Regions from separate parts of the Mus musculus genome. Here region 2 is linked to region 1. Evidence: chromatin loops called from intact Hi-C (ENCODE). Cell type or tissue: left cerebral cortex. All regions are shown on one strand. Each heading gives the region's core, and the rest is flanking DNA. Links, peaks and the distances in the headings are about the cores only.

What was found. Peaks named below come from ENCODE experiments on the same cell type or tissue, not always from the same donor. Only the 100,000 strongest peaks of a DNase experiment are listed, where the experiment ranks them.
Region 2: it touches region 1 in a loop (2.1-fold over the local background); 3 of 42 quality-filtered maps call a loop at or near these places.

Annotation. Positions count from the first base shown.
Region 1 is chr13:101,905,524-101,913,864 of GRCm38, forward strand. No RefSeq gene overlaps it. Among named protein-coding and RNA genes, the nearest start is that of Gm41044, 100 kb to the right of the region's middle. In left cerebral cortex, for the core only: no CTCF peak of the experiment used is centred there; DNase peaks (open chromatin) are centred at 536, 3,710, 5,338 and 7,526; H3K27ac peaks cover 1,022 bases.
Region 2 is chr13:101,795,986-101,804,326 of GRCm38, forward strand. No RefSeq gene overlaps it. Among named protein-coding and RNA genes, the nearest start is that of Pik3r1, 32 kb to the left of the region's middle. In left cerebral cortex, for the core only: no CTCF peak of the experiment used is centred there; DNase peaks (open chromatin) are centred at 1,251, 4,032, 4,349, 5,186 and 3 more places; H3K4me3 peaks cover 1,184 bases; H3K27ac peaks cover 1,473 bases.

The DNA of each region.
Region 1 (8,341 bases), core at 141-8,140:
GGATTAGGAGGTGTGGCCTTGCTGGAGTAGATGTGTTCTTATTGGAGAAGATGGGCCACTGGGGGTGATCTTTGAAGTCACAGATCAAGATATAGCTCTCAGTGACTGCTCCAGTGCCTGCCTGCTGCCGCCATGCTTCCTACCATGAACAATAATGGACTAAACCCCTGAAACTGTAAACCAGCCCTCAATTAGATGCTTTCTTTCTTAAGAGTTGCCTTGGTCATGGTGCCACAGCACTAGAAAGATGACTAAGATAGCCAGCACTCACAATTCTACATCGTTTGTAAAGAGAAGGGGGAATTGAAACCCACAGGGTGGATAAAAAAAATGTCAATCAAAATAAATACCAAGTTCCAAGATATTTTAGAAATGCAAATACAGAAGGAAAGAAGATTTTTAAGCTGCATGATGTCATGAAGGAGCTGTCTAAGGGAAGACTATTTTGAGGAAGAGCCTCTTGTCATTGAAGTTATATTGCGAGGCCCCCACATGTGTGGAGGTGGAGTGGCGAATGTTATTTTTAAGTAGTGTCTAAACTTTCAGTGTATTTAATACATGCCTCTGAATGGAGTGGAACGAAGATTTGCAGAGGCTCTGTGTGACTTCGAGAGTGGATTTCAGTTCATATTCTGGATATTCCTGCCTGGCATTTCTCCCTTCCTGTGCCTTGAGTGCCACCCAAGGCAGCCAGGGTTTCTCTAGCCCAGCTGGGTTGGATTGCAGTGAAGCAGTGACTTTAAAAAGTTTACAGTTTACTTCAATCCACTCAAACCTAATCATGGCTCACAGTGGGTAAAATTATCCCTTCCTGCAATGTGAGGCTCAAATCTCTCGGCTGGGGTTCTACTCCGTTCTCTTATTGGATGCAACACAGGTTATGCTAGCCTTCATAATGGCCCTAAGCCTTAATCACTCCCATCTGTTCAATATTACATGGTAATTTGGTAGTGAAAGAGTACTAGGCTCGGAGCCAGTTTGATTTCAGTCCCTAATTAGCTGTGTGACTCCAACAGAATGGTTCCTCTCTCCCTCTCTTGGCTTATAATCTCTTCCTCTCTGACTTAGGTCTTTCCTCATTCTCTGACCTCCCAAAGTGGCAGGGGTTGGGACAGAGCTCTAGGAAAGTATGTTGAGACTTCATACTTAAGTATGCAGAGGTGAAGTGAAAGGAGGGAGGTGTCCTCATCTCAGTCTTACACACACACACACACACACACACAAACACACACATATACACATTCACACATGCATACATATGCACACATAAACACAAATACATATGCGCACATAAACATACATACACATATACACATTCACACACACGTACTCATATACACATACACACAGGCACACCACACACCACACACATACACATACATACATACACATACTCACACACACACACACACACACACATATAGACAAACACATGCACAACACATACACATACACACACACACACACACACACACACAACACATACACATACACACACACACACACACACACACACACACACACACACATATACACAATCTCTTTTTGTTGGTCTGTGTCTTCTTCCTCCCCCCTATAGTGATAAAAATGCCCAGGCCTCACCAGAACTCAGATCTTCCTTCCACTTGAGCTCTGATTAATTTCCTTTTTCTCACAAGGTTCTTTTTCATTTCTTCCTCTTCATTGGCTCTCATATTCCCCAAATAAGTCCCTAATTATATAATTATCTTCTCATATCTCTCTAAAACCTTCTCTTGCTGTTACTGTTCTCTCACAGCTACCACAGACATACAGTCTGGCCTCTCAAAGGAGTTGCCTCTTGGGCCATCTCAGCCAGGCCTCCAACAGGTCTTTCCCATCTCTTCATACACTCTCCCCACAATTTCATATCACATCACATCACATCACAGTCTGAAACTTCTCCTTCACTTCTCAATATGGGGCTAGATTGATTACATATCTTGTCTAATTTCTAATGTAATTAAAAAAAACCATACACGTCCGATTTTTGTATGTACTAAATTAGTTACTTTTTAAAAGTGCCTCGATTTTTTTTTATGCCTTTCCTTTGTTAAGTTTTGTTTTTTTCTATACTTTCCCACCAGTGACCCACGCTTAGTCTTTTCTCACACTTTGCGTACATGTTTCACTTTTTTTTCCCTGGAAAGCACCCTCTAAGAACTTTGTTCTCTATTCTGAGCCAGTGACCCCTGCTTACCACCTATGGGACCTCACTTGATCGCCACTTGATGATGTGACTATGATTCCGGGAACCTTTACTTGGCAGCCATTTGTGAAACATACTGGGATCAGAACAAAATGGAAAGAGGAACGATGTGCGTCCGTGGGCTTTTGAATGAGCTCAGGCTTGGGAATACCGGCAGGCTTTCGGACTCTCATAGCTCTCAGTAACAGGTTTGGAAGGCCCCCTCTTCTTCTTTCTGTGTTACTCGGGGTTCAGTCACATGAGCGGTGACTCTGGGAGTTACAGGACAACATAAGTACTTCCTAACTAGATTGCACAGTTGTGGGAAATGAGGGGAAGCTGGGGGACAGATCAGAGGCCTTCCTAGCTAGTCACTCAAGAAGCCAGGCACGTCCAGACATAGAAATGTGGAGGTAAAAGGGTGGGGAAAGCCTGTGGCTCTCAAGTATGTGATGATTGCTGAGGGGGCAGCCTCATTTCCGGTGGTCACCAGTGTAGAATACAGGCTGAGCATCAGAGGAGAGCCAGGGTAAATAAACTAGGTCCCCCTGGCATTCAGCGTCTGTTGCTTTCAACAACTGCAGTGACCTCCAGAGGGCCGAGGCTACTGCCCTTCTGTCTCCAAGTTTGAAACTGGTACCTATGTTTGGCCAATTTAGAGCCATTTGGATAAATGGAACATAATTTTAGCTTAATGAAACTGATTCTTATGGGTATGGCCCTAACCTCCTTGACTTTCCATGTCTTGATTCCCAGTAGCTCAGAAGGTGACAGTATTCAGAGACAGGGCCAGCAGAGAGACTGTGAAGCTCAGAAGAGGCCATTAGGATAGACTCTAACCAGTGCGACTAGTGGCCTTCTAAGAAATGTTGACATTTGTGTCAAAGGGATGACTATATGAACTCAGGACAGCCAGCCTCAAACCAAGGAGGGGACCTCAGGAGAAACCAACTCTGCAACACCTGATGTGTAACTTCTTATGTGGCTGGAATTGTAAAAGATGGATTTCTCTGTATAAGCCTCTTAGTCAATGCTATTTGTTTTATTATCCTGTTAGACTAATGCACTGAGCAATCCAGCACAATGACTTACACTTCTTATGCCAGAGTTTGCATTCTAGTTTCAATATTGATGTTGTTATTAATGAAGGCTTTGCAGCAAACATTGATGCAGCAGACAGCCTGGTGAGATAGATACTATTCATTATGTTTTTAATGGATGAATAAAATGAAGCATAGCTAACTCAGCTAACTTGCTTCAGTAATGTACAGAAATGCACAGTAATGAAGCTAGAATCCAAACCCTGGCAGCTTATTTCCAGTCCTTCCTCCCCTTGGGTCTCGCTGACCTCCAGGACACCTGACCTTTCTTTCCACTTCAGCAGCGTCACTCTGTTCGTGGCACATCTTGGTTTAATCTTCCCCTTTTAGGTCATGAATCTAACTTCCCTGTCCTTTTAGTGGATTTCTGCTTTTGTTCACGGGGCAATCTGCCAGGGAACCCAAGTTTAGTCTTGGTGCACATATGGTTCCCCAACCACAGCAGGACTGTGATGACAAATGCATATTTCCCCTGGGAGTAGAGACTCATCATGTGATACAGGATTGCTCACATGGAGAAAAAGACCCGGGTAGTCAACAATCACTTCTAGAACAAAACTAGGTTTCTATGTCATCTTTCACAGTGGTTAGGGGTGTCCCACTCTGAGGTCACCTGAGTACCAGTTGATGTTAGCACCTATCTTGAAGTTCAAGAAATCACATATTTGTGAAGCTACTATTTTTGTATCAAGCATCAATGAATCTGCTTAAACCAAAAAGATATGTGTATATGAATGGCCAGAGTTCCCAAGATGGCAGATTCAACTTCATTTGGAGTAAAGAGGCAAGAGAAAGCCACTAGACATGCCAAAGAACCCATGAACACAGAGTTCTCACTTCCCATTGCTGACAGATTGAATTATAATTATCCATCCTGATTTCAGAAACAGTCCATACAGTGTGAAGTTGAATCCTTTCCTGACATTAAAAACACACATTCCTTTCTCATTTTAAAAGATGCAAATGATGCCCAATGCATACCCTGTCTCAGTAGGAAAAGCGATAGCCAGCTAGAACTCTGATATCAGATATAGAACCGTATGATTTGGAGTTTGCCCAGCTGGGTTTCAGTCTTGCTTTGGTCCAGGATTTCCTCATGTTGCCCCAACGCCTCCCTTTTGGGAAGGTAACGTATATTCTGTCTCATTGTAATTTGGACATATGTAACTCACTTTTTGATTTTACAGGGGGCTACAATTAAGACAGTACTTTGATTCTCAGGGCACTGTGTTGAGACTATTACAGAATATAGCTTTTGAAGTTAAGCTAAATAAACTTTGCATTATATTATGGCCAAAAACCTAAGGGGGCTACGGAGTGAAATGAGGAGCTTGGATGTGAATATTCCCTCTAAGCTAAAATATTTGAACATCTGGTCCCCAGTTCATGGAACTGTTTGGGAAAGCTTAGTAGGTGTGGTCTTGTTAAATTGTGCCACTAGAAACAGGCTTTGGAGGGTAAAACAGTTATATGATTCCCACTGTGCCAGTGTGCTTGTGCTTCTCTCTGTCTCTCTCTGTCTCTGTCTCTGTCTCTGTCTCTCTCTTTCTCCCCCCACCTCCACTACCCCTGCCCTCTTTGATCAAGATGTAAGCTCTCAGTTGTTCCTTTTGTGAACTCCAATCCTTGAAAACCATAAACTAAATAAAATTCCTTTTTTTTTCTCCTGTAAATTGACTTGATCATGGTGTTTAGTTACAGTAATAGACAGTAACTAGGACAATTGGCAACTCCGAACTTCATTTATGTCATATTGCTACATGATAAAACTTTGTTAACACTTTCCTTTTGTTCTATACTTGGCTTCAAAAATACTTGGGAATGAAAATGGAAATAGTGTTACAAAGAGAAAACTCTAGTGAAGGCATTCTAGTTAGGAGTGCCTTCATGGCCTGTCCCGTCTACTGTCTGTCAATCGCATGGGCTCCCATGCTTGGTATGATAAGTTGTGTCTGCTTAACAGTTGGAAGAGGAGGCTGTATGCTTTCACTGTGCAATGGGCCTCTGAAAAAGATGCTCCTGCTTAGGAGTTGTCTCCATGCCAGTTCTCCTTGGCATGAATACAGACTGGAGCAGGATTGCAGTGTACGAAAGGGTAGAGAATGGATAGCTCAGGCTCTTTGAGCCACAGTCGCTTGTCTCTGTTCTATGGCTGTAACTTAAAAGCACCTACTAAGGCTAGGGATGTAGCTCAGTGGCTTGTGTACAGCCTTACGGTGCCATCTCCCACACCTCACATCCACAGGAAAGGTAGATAAATTAGTGCATTTTGTGAAATTTATTCATAAAAACAAATAGAGGGAACTCTACTCATGGACTGTAGTTTGCAAACCCTGAACCAAATAATTTGGATTTAGGTTATCATGTCTGCCTAAGACAGTGGTTCTCAATCTTCCTAAGGTTGCAACCTTTTTAACACAGTTCCTCATGTTGTGGTGACCATGAAATTATTTTCATTGCTACTTCATAAATGTAATTTTGCTACAGTTATGAATCATATTGTAAATATCTGTAATGTCTGAGGGTCTTAGGAGACCGCTGTGACAGGGTCATTCAATCCTAAAGGGATCAACCCACAAGTTGAGAACCACTGGTCTAAGATGGTGTGGACAATATTCTACCATCCTTGGCATACATAGAACACATTTATCATTTTTGCAAAAGCTAAACTATTTATACTATTTTCCCTAGTTTTATGTTCATTAGTAAATGTGATAATCTTGTCAACTTCATTGTGATTTATTCAATAAAGTGGATTGAGACTCAAAGCTTTTTGCTCACCACAGTACTGCATAGAGATGTTTAGCTGGGTACAGGGCAGGATAATAGGGAGTAGCAGTGTTTGCAGATACTTTATTTCATTTCTTAAAAATAAATGATAGCAGATTTATCAGCAGATGATATCAAGCAGATATCAGCCTTGCAGTAATACAGTCTCACTCATTAGTATGTTTTTATGTATTTTCTTTTTGAAGCAGAGTCTCATGATGTAGTCCAACTTGACCATGAACTCTCCATCTTTCTGCTTCAACTTCTCATAGGCAGAGGTTGTGTAAGGATCATCCAGGCCATGCTGTCAGCAGAGAAGAGATGAGATGGGCCAATGGAGATATTTAGAGTAAGAAGGGAGCAGGGTTGGAAGGGTTTTGATGTTGAATCTGTATGTGATTCTGATGCTACGGTTGTAAGGCTGTCACTATTGCTATCAGGTAGTCCTTCATCAGAGCCTCCAATATGTATCCTGGTTTCCATCTACCCCTTCTTACAAACTCACAAACCCTAAACTAATGTGCTTCTTGATGCAGGATTGCCAATTCTGAGAAGTGGCAGAGAAAAGCAAGGTAATAGCAGGAGATCCCTCTCTGTGTCTCGAATTTTATCATCACTGTAGGGGAAAATAGAACTCACAGGGAATATTCCTAGTCCCCTGGAGAGGGTTATGTAGCTCTGGACCCCGGGAACAGGTAAAGAAAATCCCCTTGCATAGGGTTTGCATTTAGATGTCTCAGGTTATAAAGGACTAAGTCTCATGGTCCTGGTCCAGGAAGAACAGCCTGTTAGGTTTTCCAGTTGTCACGAAGGTTAAACAAAGGCTTATCAGTCTCTTGATGGCAGAATAGAGAAGGAAGGGTCTGATAAGATGTCTACTGGTGCTATCAAAAGCAGGTGAGCACTGGAAGCAAGAAGAAGGAGGAGGAGGAGGATGAAGAGAAGAAAAAGAAGAAATAGTCTTAAGGTAAATAAAGTTATATAAAAAGACTTCTATGCATTTTTCTATAGTTACTCTATTACCACAAAAGGATATAAAATGAAGCTCACTTCCCATAAATGTTTTAAGTCCAGAGCCATCTGGATTATCATTAAAAGATCAGCAATATAAAATTTTGACATTTAAGATGATTTAGAATTGGTCTCTAGGTCAAGGGGTTACCATGGGAACTATAATCTATAAATCTGTGCTTTTAAAACAGTGGGCATTTTTTTTTCTAATAGAACAATGATTTCAGATTTTTTTAAAAAAAAATTGTTTTTCTCACTCAGAGAAAAGCAGCCACATAAAAGTAGGACACTGTGTTACAGAGAAACTTGTTGACAAAAGTAGAAGTGGAGATATATAGCTGTTCCTTGGTATCCATGGGAGACTGGATGCTCAAGACCCTTATATAAAACTAAGCACTCTTTGCACAGAACTGATCTACATCCTTCTGTATACTTTAAATTATCTCTTGATAACAATGAATACAATGAAAATGCCATGCAAATACTTGCATCCCAGTGTTGTTTGAAGAACAAAGGTGGGGTAGGGGTGGGGTTTGCACAGGATGGTTGACAGCTACTGTTCAGAAACTCTACACCTCAGCCTCTCACAAAGTTCATAGCCTTTTCTTAAGACTCCTGGGGATAAGAATGCTAGAAAAATAGACGGCCATGGGCACACATTATCCAGTCTTGAGAAACTTATAGCATTACTTTTGCTGTATTCTACTCTATAGATGGGAATCTTGGGGACTAGGATTTAGTGGTTGTAGGGAGCTGACCTAGCCATGCATAAGGCCTTGGGTTCAAATCTCAGCACCTCAAAAATAAATCCAACTCACACTCAAGGTAAGTAACTACTTCTAGAGCAGGAAACGAAAAGGCACCGATTATTGGGACTATCAAAAGCAGCTTTCAGATTTAGTTGTGGTCAAAATCCAAGACACCCTTGTGCCACCCTTGGGGACATTTAAAAAGAAAGCTGTCAGTATCGACCATATGACCAATTGAAGAGACTGGGTCAACAGGACAAACACCCTTTTGAAAATACAAAGTCTGATGACTGGGAGCTCACTGGTGTCACTCCCATGGTAGTTTTTGTTTGTTTCCAATTGGCAAAAACAAACAACCACAAACAAATAACCCCCACAATCTAAAATCTTGTTTTCCAAAGCAAAGCAAAGCAAAGCAGCAAGCAAAAACCTCCTTCTGTGAGTCTAGCTCCCCCTAAATTCCAGGGCCCACAAGATGAACAGGAAAGAGAGTGAGCACCTTCTGT
Region 2 (8,341 bases), core at 312-8,311, 110 kb before region 1:
AGATCAAACATACATGGGCTGCCCCATATAGTTACAGGCCCTAAATAGAAATGCTGTGGGCGCACAGCAAACAGGAAAAACTTTACATATACATGAGTACCAGATCAGAGTAAGTAGAGAGACATTTCTGTTACAATCATGGAGATTTATCTGAGATTTCTATCTGATTAGTCCTCTGTAGTGTGTGACCCCATCACCGTAAGTGTGATGGCTAATTGTATCAAAAGTAACTGTGTAAGAGATTTCCCAGATATCCAGCCAAACATATTTTGAGTATGAGGGTGTTTGTGGATGAAATTAATACTTGAATTAGTAGACGTGGTAATACATCGTTCTCTCTAACATGAGTGAGACTCAGGCAGATTGCAGAAGCTTAGAACATAGAGGTTGGCTACTACAGGAAAGATGGTTCCTTCCCTCTGGGTACCTAGAGCTGAAGCATTGCTTTGCCTTGTTTCTCGTCTTCAGGTTACCCTGGATCTCTGGTCTTACTGGCATTTGCCTAGAGCTACTCCAGCTGGCTTCTGGTTAAGCCAAGTCATTGGGACCCAGCTTGGTGACCCCTGCTTTCCTAAGGTTCTAGTATGCTGCTCATTGAGCTTTGTCAGCTTTTCATAACAATACTAGCAATTCCTTGCAGCAAATCTCTTTGCATCTTCACACACACACACACACACACACACACACACACACACACACACACACTATTCCGTTTCTCTGGAGAACCCTAGTGTTAAAAGGAGCTTAGAGAGGGATGTACCACATTAGTAAGTTCAGGAAGCCAAATGTTAATGAATTTCCCCCCTCCTAATGAGGACTTAGAGTATTTTAGATAAATACTGAGCATTGTGAATGTGAATCACTTAATTACAGCCACAGTACATGCAGAAGTAAAAGCCTTCTGCTCAGGAAAGCTAGACAAACCTTAAGCCAGAAAGCATTGCTCCTACCCTCCTGGTAGCCACTAGGAAGGCTCTTTAACAGTTCCATTCTTCTTTGCAAACCTGCATCTCCGTGATACAAAGGTGGCTACTGGGCTCGCTGCTTGTCTCATACCGAAAGGCCAAGATGATGACTTACATCACGGTCCCAAGTCATAGGCACTGCCTGAAACATAGTCTAACGTTCCTGGAACATTCTGTGACATCTCTACTTCCTCACAGCCTGTGTAGAAGTCACAGGAAGCCTTTCAGACTCTGCTTGGTCCCAGACAGATAGGCCACAAGATTCTCCTGAGAAACAAGAAGAAACGGCCAGGAAGTTAGTTTTTTTCAAGACTGCAGAGATCAATGCAGAGCCCCAGGGCCTCCTGGGGAGGCCTCTGGGACTTTTCTTTATCTTCCTAGAATAGACAGAAAGGTCAGAGAGAGAGAGGGAAAGGCTCCTGCTGCACTCAGCAGATTGACAGAAAGTCTTGCCCCATTCTTGTGTATAAGAATGATCTAAGCCACTGGAGTCTCTCTGAGTTTCAATAAAACCAAACTCTCAAACAATAACTGATAAAACAGAGCTTTCAGGTGGACCAGAAACAATGACTAGACCTTGGGCACCAATGGTCCTGTCTTTGCTACTTGGCTGTACAGCTTAACCTGCAACTGTGTCATTGGAGGGAAAAGAAGAAGAGCTGAATTAGATGACTGGCTCAGACTCAAACAACCTAAGGTATCCTGGTTATCTCTCTAGGGTGGTTTTATCAGCACAATAAACCTGACTGTTTGCTTTGAAGGGTGGGATTTTTTTTTGACTGTAGGCCTTTGATTCTGTTTTGTAGCACTTGGTACACAACAGCCCCGTACTAAGTTCTAGAAGCATAAAACGAACTCCCAAACGTGTGGGGTCTTGAAGATGATCTGTAGTCTAGTTTAAGAAACTAAGCACCAAATTGTTCTTCTTAAAGGACACAACAAAAGGAAACCCACCACAGCTTCAAAACATGCCTTCAAAGACCCCCTTCCTCTTCCCACTGGGAGGTGCCCCTGGCAGGGGCAACTGAGAGTGAAAGTCCTGCCTTACTCTCCTGCATATTCCAAGTAAGGTTACCCGCCACACAGGACATCTGGCTGCTCTTCAACACTATGCTGGAGTCAACAACAAAGAGACCATCAGTAGGGACTCCAAGCAGCCAGTGCATGCCTCATCTGGGGCAGGAGCCCAGGTACCATTGACTGTACCTGTAGGCGAGGTCCTGGGAGAGACCTGCCTACGGAGACCTTTTTAGATTCTCAACCATAAAGCTGAGAACAAAAATGAAAGCACAGGCCTAAGCTGCTGGTTTGGGGGTAATTAATTATGTATTAACAGTGACTATAGTGATGTCTTCACCAACATTATTCTTACAAGAACCAAGAATTAAAGATATAATGGTAACACATTATCACGAGATTTTTTTATGTGTACAGCCCACTCCAGAAATGATAAATATAGATTAGATAGATACATACAGATAGAAAATCATTCAGCTGTCCTAAAATTTCCAAACATAGAATTATGCCATGCTCTAAAACTTAAAAATGTAACTTTGAAACATGGTTTAAAGTTCTTCAAACCAGAAATGCACATGCGAGATATGAGTATTAGGAAAAAAAAATCATCTGACTTAATAATGTAAAAAGAAAAAAGCCCTTAAATTACAGTTACTTTTCTATTTTACACTATTGGTGTGCTCTCAGATGACTGGACATTTGTTTCTGTTAGAAAAAAAAAGTCACGCTGAGTCTTCTCTTACTCTAACCACACTGAGGCACATTCTGGTCTGGTGATCAGAGGAAAACTAACTTGAAGATAAGAACAGGCTTTCGCCTCCTACCCCCGTGCTCCATCCTGTGGCATGTGATTCTTCCATTATATGTTCATAAATCCATTCTGTCTTTTATTTTTTTAATCTTAACACAGGTATTTTTAATGTGATCAAGATTCAAAGACTCTAACTCAAGTGGAGGTGAACCCCTGACCCAGCCCCTTCTTAGAATGACAGCTTTAGCCGGGTGGGGGTGGGGCAGAAACAGGCAGATCTTGGAGTTCGAGGCTAGCTTGGTCTATAGAGTGAATTCCAGGACAGCCAGGACTACACAGTGAAACCCTGTCTTGAAACAATAACAAAACAAACTAAGTCATACAGCTGCATGACTGGACAGGCTGTCGTCTACTGATCTAGGTTCCAGTCACTGCAGACAATTTAAGGTCCTACCTGGGGACAGAACTAAGCTTGCCCCTTCATTTTGACTTCTTTATTTGAAGAGCTGGAATTATGTTTCTGCCTGACCTTAGGAGTCATTGGGTAGGTTTGCAAAGGAAGCAAAAGGTTTTAGGATGAAGAGTCTGAGAGTTAAATACCAAACTGTCTTTGCAAATATGTAAGCTTTCAAATTTAATTAAAATTAAATTTGCTTTCCAAAAAAATTAATTTAATAATTTGCATCCACTCTGGCTGCATTTGCCTTTGTCGCTTGTCTGCATTCCGCTTTCTGAACAGAGCATTCACACTGTGAGTGAGGAAATGTCTAGGGGTGAGTGTGTCTATGGGGCTGGGTAAGCTCAAACCTTGTGCAAGATCCTTGTGGGTTTGAAATCAGTTAATGGGAGTGGGGAAACACTTGTTTCATGACTGCCTGAAGTACAGGTGGATGTAAAATCCACATGAGAAAGAGAGAGGTGCCATTTAAATAGCAAGTTCATGCCATGCTTCTTTTACATGGTGGATCCACTCTGAATTGGAACATGTTGAAAATGTCTAAGTGTGTCCTTGGCAAAATCTTTTGGAAATTTCCCTATGACAGAAGAAGAAGAAGAAGGCATGTCTGCATCTAATAGTGTTAGTGCTGGGTCCCAACTTGGCTAGGAAGAAAGGACCCTTCAAGCTACAGTTATGTTTCTAAGCCAGCTGTGGAAGGAAAGTCTCCCTGTTGGCAAAGTCTCAGGCTTCTCCCTTTGCTCCAACGTTCTCTCTGGTGCGAGACCTTCCGATCGTCTTCCTGTGAATTGTGTGTCTTGTTTTCTGGTCTCCCATTCATTAGGCGTTCAATCCCCTCCATTCTTACAGCCTCGGTGCAGTTCTCACATGACTTGTGCACATCTCATCTTCCCATCAGACAGTGAGCCCCCCTACCCAGGGAGACCTCCAAGACTGCAGATTCTCTTCTCTTCCTTCACAGCCAGTACCAGCTCTAGGTGGACCAGGTGCTCCAAATGCACTGCCGGTGGTCCTCCTGCTTTGTCAATGTCCCTTCCGAGATCTGCCCCTTTGTGACTTTCACTGCATCCTTCTGCATTTCGACTCGAAAGCTCTTCACTGTGGAATAAAGACTCTGTCGGCTGGTGCAAGGTGCCAGCGGACAGCATATGCCTGTGTGAATTGAATCATTTCTCCAGCACTCTGGTTTCCAGCTTTGTCTCTCATTTGCATGGTGTGTCCCATGTTCGTTTCATTTCCCTTCGGATTACATATGCAGGTGAGAAGGTGTCATTTCACCGCTGTATCTGTACTTTCCAAATGCTGTGCGGAAACCCGCTATGATTCTGCAGTTATTCTGAAGACAGTGGTGTGTTTCCAGGGCAGATACATTTCCTGACGTTGATAGCTATGAGTAGTTCATTCTAGGTTTTAAGTCCAACCTGGTATAAGCAAACTCTATTCAGGAGGTTTTTTATTTTCTTGTGTGAAGCATAACTCTACTCATTATGAATTATTGTTTTAAGAATACTAATGGCATAGGGATTGGTCACCAGAAACCAGAAGAGCATGATACAAAGACGTTTCACTTAGGAAAGTTAACTTTTTTCCTTTTTCAGTGTATGTTTAAAGATTTAAAATAACTGCATAAAAATATAAGCACATCCTAACTTAACGGCGCAAACTTTAAAAAGAAAAGCTCTGTCACAGATTGTTGCTTGGAAAGGCAGAGTGCAAAGGGCCTTTTTTTCATTGCAATATTTTCAAGTGAAAACGTTCTAACTCACTAGCAGAGAGAGTGACTGCTGGATTTTAAAGGCATATATATGGTCACGCTTGGTGCTAGGGATGGATAAATGCTGCAGCTAGCTATCCATCAGCGAGCTTAGCCAGTGGGCCACACTTCCCATCCATCCTTCTCCCTTCCCCGCAGCCCTTTAAGAGAATCCCAGAATCCTTTCATTCATTCGCATCTGCTTTATTTCATACAGTGTGGGGATTCTCCTTTGGGAGACCTTACAAATCCCCGAACGTTTTACACATCCGCAAATAGAGTAAGGCTTCTCCAATACATTCCCTTCAATCCTACCAGGAACAAAATCCCACTGGTCTCCATAGCAGACATCTATCACACGCACACACACACACACACACACACACACACACACACACACACACACACACACACACACAACACACACACACACAGCAAGCCAAAGGCGATGCTATTTACTCAACTTCCTTCTGCGCGGCCAGTCAGGGAACAGGCTGCAGCATTCAGGATAAAGCCGGCCCTGGCCGGCCCTGGCAGCCCGAAAGCCACCCCATTGTGATTCAAGATTCGGGGTGTAAACAAATGCAGCGTTAACAATCAGCAGTTTGCATTTAATGCTTTATAGCCGTGACTGCGCTGGGAAGAACACAGTAGTGTCTTCTTCGCTGGAACTGCAGTCGGGGCTTTATTTAGTTTTTGGGCAAGCGGCACCGGCAGCTGCAGGCGCTCAATGGGCGCTTTCTAGTCGGCGTGGGCCGCGGGCGCGTTGCCGGGAGCCGAGGGTCCGCCGGGCGGGCGGCGGGGGCAGGAGGAAGCGGCCGCCGAGCCTGCATCCCGTCTCCGTGACAGGTGCTGAGGAACAAGAAGAGAAAGGAGCCCTCCTACCCGTCCCCTCCGCCCCCCCCCCCCCCAGCCTGGGGCTGGGATCTGACACTGTCTAACTGTCCTGGGTTATTGTTATTATTGTATTATTATTTATTTATTAATTATTGCATTCTTGTTTCAAGAACAGAGAGCATTGGCGAGCACAGATGTACCCTGTGGCGTGGCCTTTCTCTGCTTGGCCAGTGATGCCCTGACTTTGCTTAATGACCAAGACTTGCTTAGATACAAACCAGAGGCTGCTGTTGGCAGAGTGCCTTCTAGATGCTTCGTGTAGTTAAATTAGGAAACATGCCGAGGAAAGAGCTGCGAGCCATGTTTCCTGTGGACCAAAGGGGATTATCTTCTCCTGATTGGGAAAGATAACTGTGTTTATTATCAAACATCGTTTACCGAGAACTTTGAGGTGCCAGGCACTGAATTTGTACTCGTTCCCTCGGTAGGTACAGCCCTTCAAAGTTTGATTGTGGCCTTTATGTTCTTTCTCTTTTAAAAGAGAAAATAACGTTTCAGAGACGTTAATCGTCCAACTTTTTACACTGCTTATAAATGTTACAGAAAGAAACCCAATCTTAGTAGGAGTATAAAAGTAACAGTCACTTTGTACGGGAAAGCTCTTAGTTAATGCCATACAGAGCCCATATTGATGCTACTTAGATGGCTGTGGCCCTAGCAGGTGACCTACCATGGGAACGCAGACTAAATTTATGATTCAGATACAAGGCACTGATCACTCTTTTCATTACAGAGGATAGTACAATTCTGGAAAATTATGCGTGCGAAAAAACCTCCTTTTCCAGTAAATATTTCTCGGCCTGGGCTTGTGAGCTTGGATGAAATGCTCCACTGCTAATAGGCCATATGATCTTACAAAGTTTTGGAAAAGATTTTTTTCAACAACAATTTGATATTTAAAGAAAAATAAAATAGTACAAAGAGCTTTTATAAACTGTCTTCCTGGTCCCTTATTCCTAACATTGTCCTTAAGGTACATCAGTCATGTATGTTTGTTATAATTTAAAAATTAATATTGATATACTAACCAAAGGCAGACAATAGTTTATTAAGATTTCCTTAGGGTTTTGTTTGTCTTTATTGGTGGGTGGGCTGGTTTGTTTGAGATAGGGTCTCATTCTGTAGATTAGGCTAGCCTGGGACTCACTTAACAAACTCACTGGGCAACAGCCCAGGTTGGCTTTGAACTCTTGGCGATCCTGAATCTGTCTCCTAAATGCTGGGAATGTAGTTTTGAACCACAAGCTCCCTCTACCTGTGATTCCCATGATACATTTATTTCTTGTCTATTCTCGGCTGTACTGGCTCTAAGAGTTCTGAAAGCTTTCCAGTTTCAGTGACCTTGACAGTCTTAAGGAGCCCTGGTAACTGACTCGTTAGTGGTAAGAGGACGCCCCTACTGGGATTTGTCTAATTTCCTTTCTCTCTCTCTCTCTCTCTCTCTCTCTCTCTCTCTCTCTCTCTCTCTCTCTCTCTCTCTCTCTCTCCCTCTGTTCCTCCCTCCCTCTCTCCTTTCCTTCTCTCTCTCTCCCCCTCCCTCCCTCCCTTCTCTCTCTCTCTCTTTCTCTTTCTTTCACGATTAGAGCAGATGTAATAGATTTGGGGGAGGAGGACCACAGAGGTACAATGTCAGCTTTTCATTACAGGTCTGTTGACAGTTGAACATGATTTATGACTGTTGATGTTGACCATGACCTCCTGGCTGAAGAGCTGGTTAGGTTTCTCTCTAGCATCATTCTATCCTCACACTGTGGCCTTCTTAGTAGGGAGACACAGTCACTCTCACAATGGTCTTCCTGATCCCGGTGATTCATTTTTCTCAGAATAACTTATTTAATACCACTTATGCTCATCAGTCGTTGTTCCATCTCTACTTCAAGTCTTCAAGTTACAGTCAACAACATGTCACCTTTGAAAGCTCAGAGAGAGAGAGCATATGGCCCTTTGACAGATGGATTGTCAAAACCAGATGAAAGATATGTGTGTGTTATAATATATAAATATATATATAACATAATATATAACTAACCATGTGTGTGTGTGTGTGTGTTTATTCCACAAGTTCACACTAGTGCTTCCATACACATTGGAAAAGCCAGAGGCTAGCCTGTATGAAGCTAGGTGTCTGTGAAGGCTATGTGGAGTCCTTGCTCCATAAGAAACTTTGCAGTGATGCCTGAGACCCTGAGAAGACACATGCTGTTACCCTGCTTCCCCTGGCATGCCCCACCTCTATGCTCAACTCTCTGTTGCTAATCTAGGACTCCCAGCACAGGAGCCACTCTAGGCCACCCTGTCTTCTGGACATCCAGTTCTGAGAATCCCTTTCTCCCTCCCCAATCCTGTTGCAGCTCTAAAGTTCAAGGAACTCTTGGTGAAATTGGCCCTATCCTTCCACCTTCTGGGCAGGTGTACCAACCCTGTCCTGAGAGTAGCCAGAGTAGGCAATAACCGTAGAGCATGCTGGCCACCTTGATCCTCTGAATCTGTCTCCACCCAGG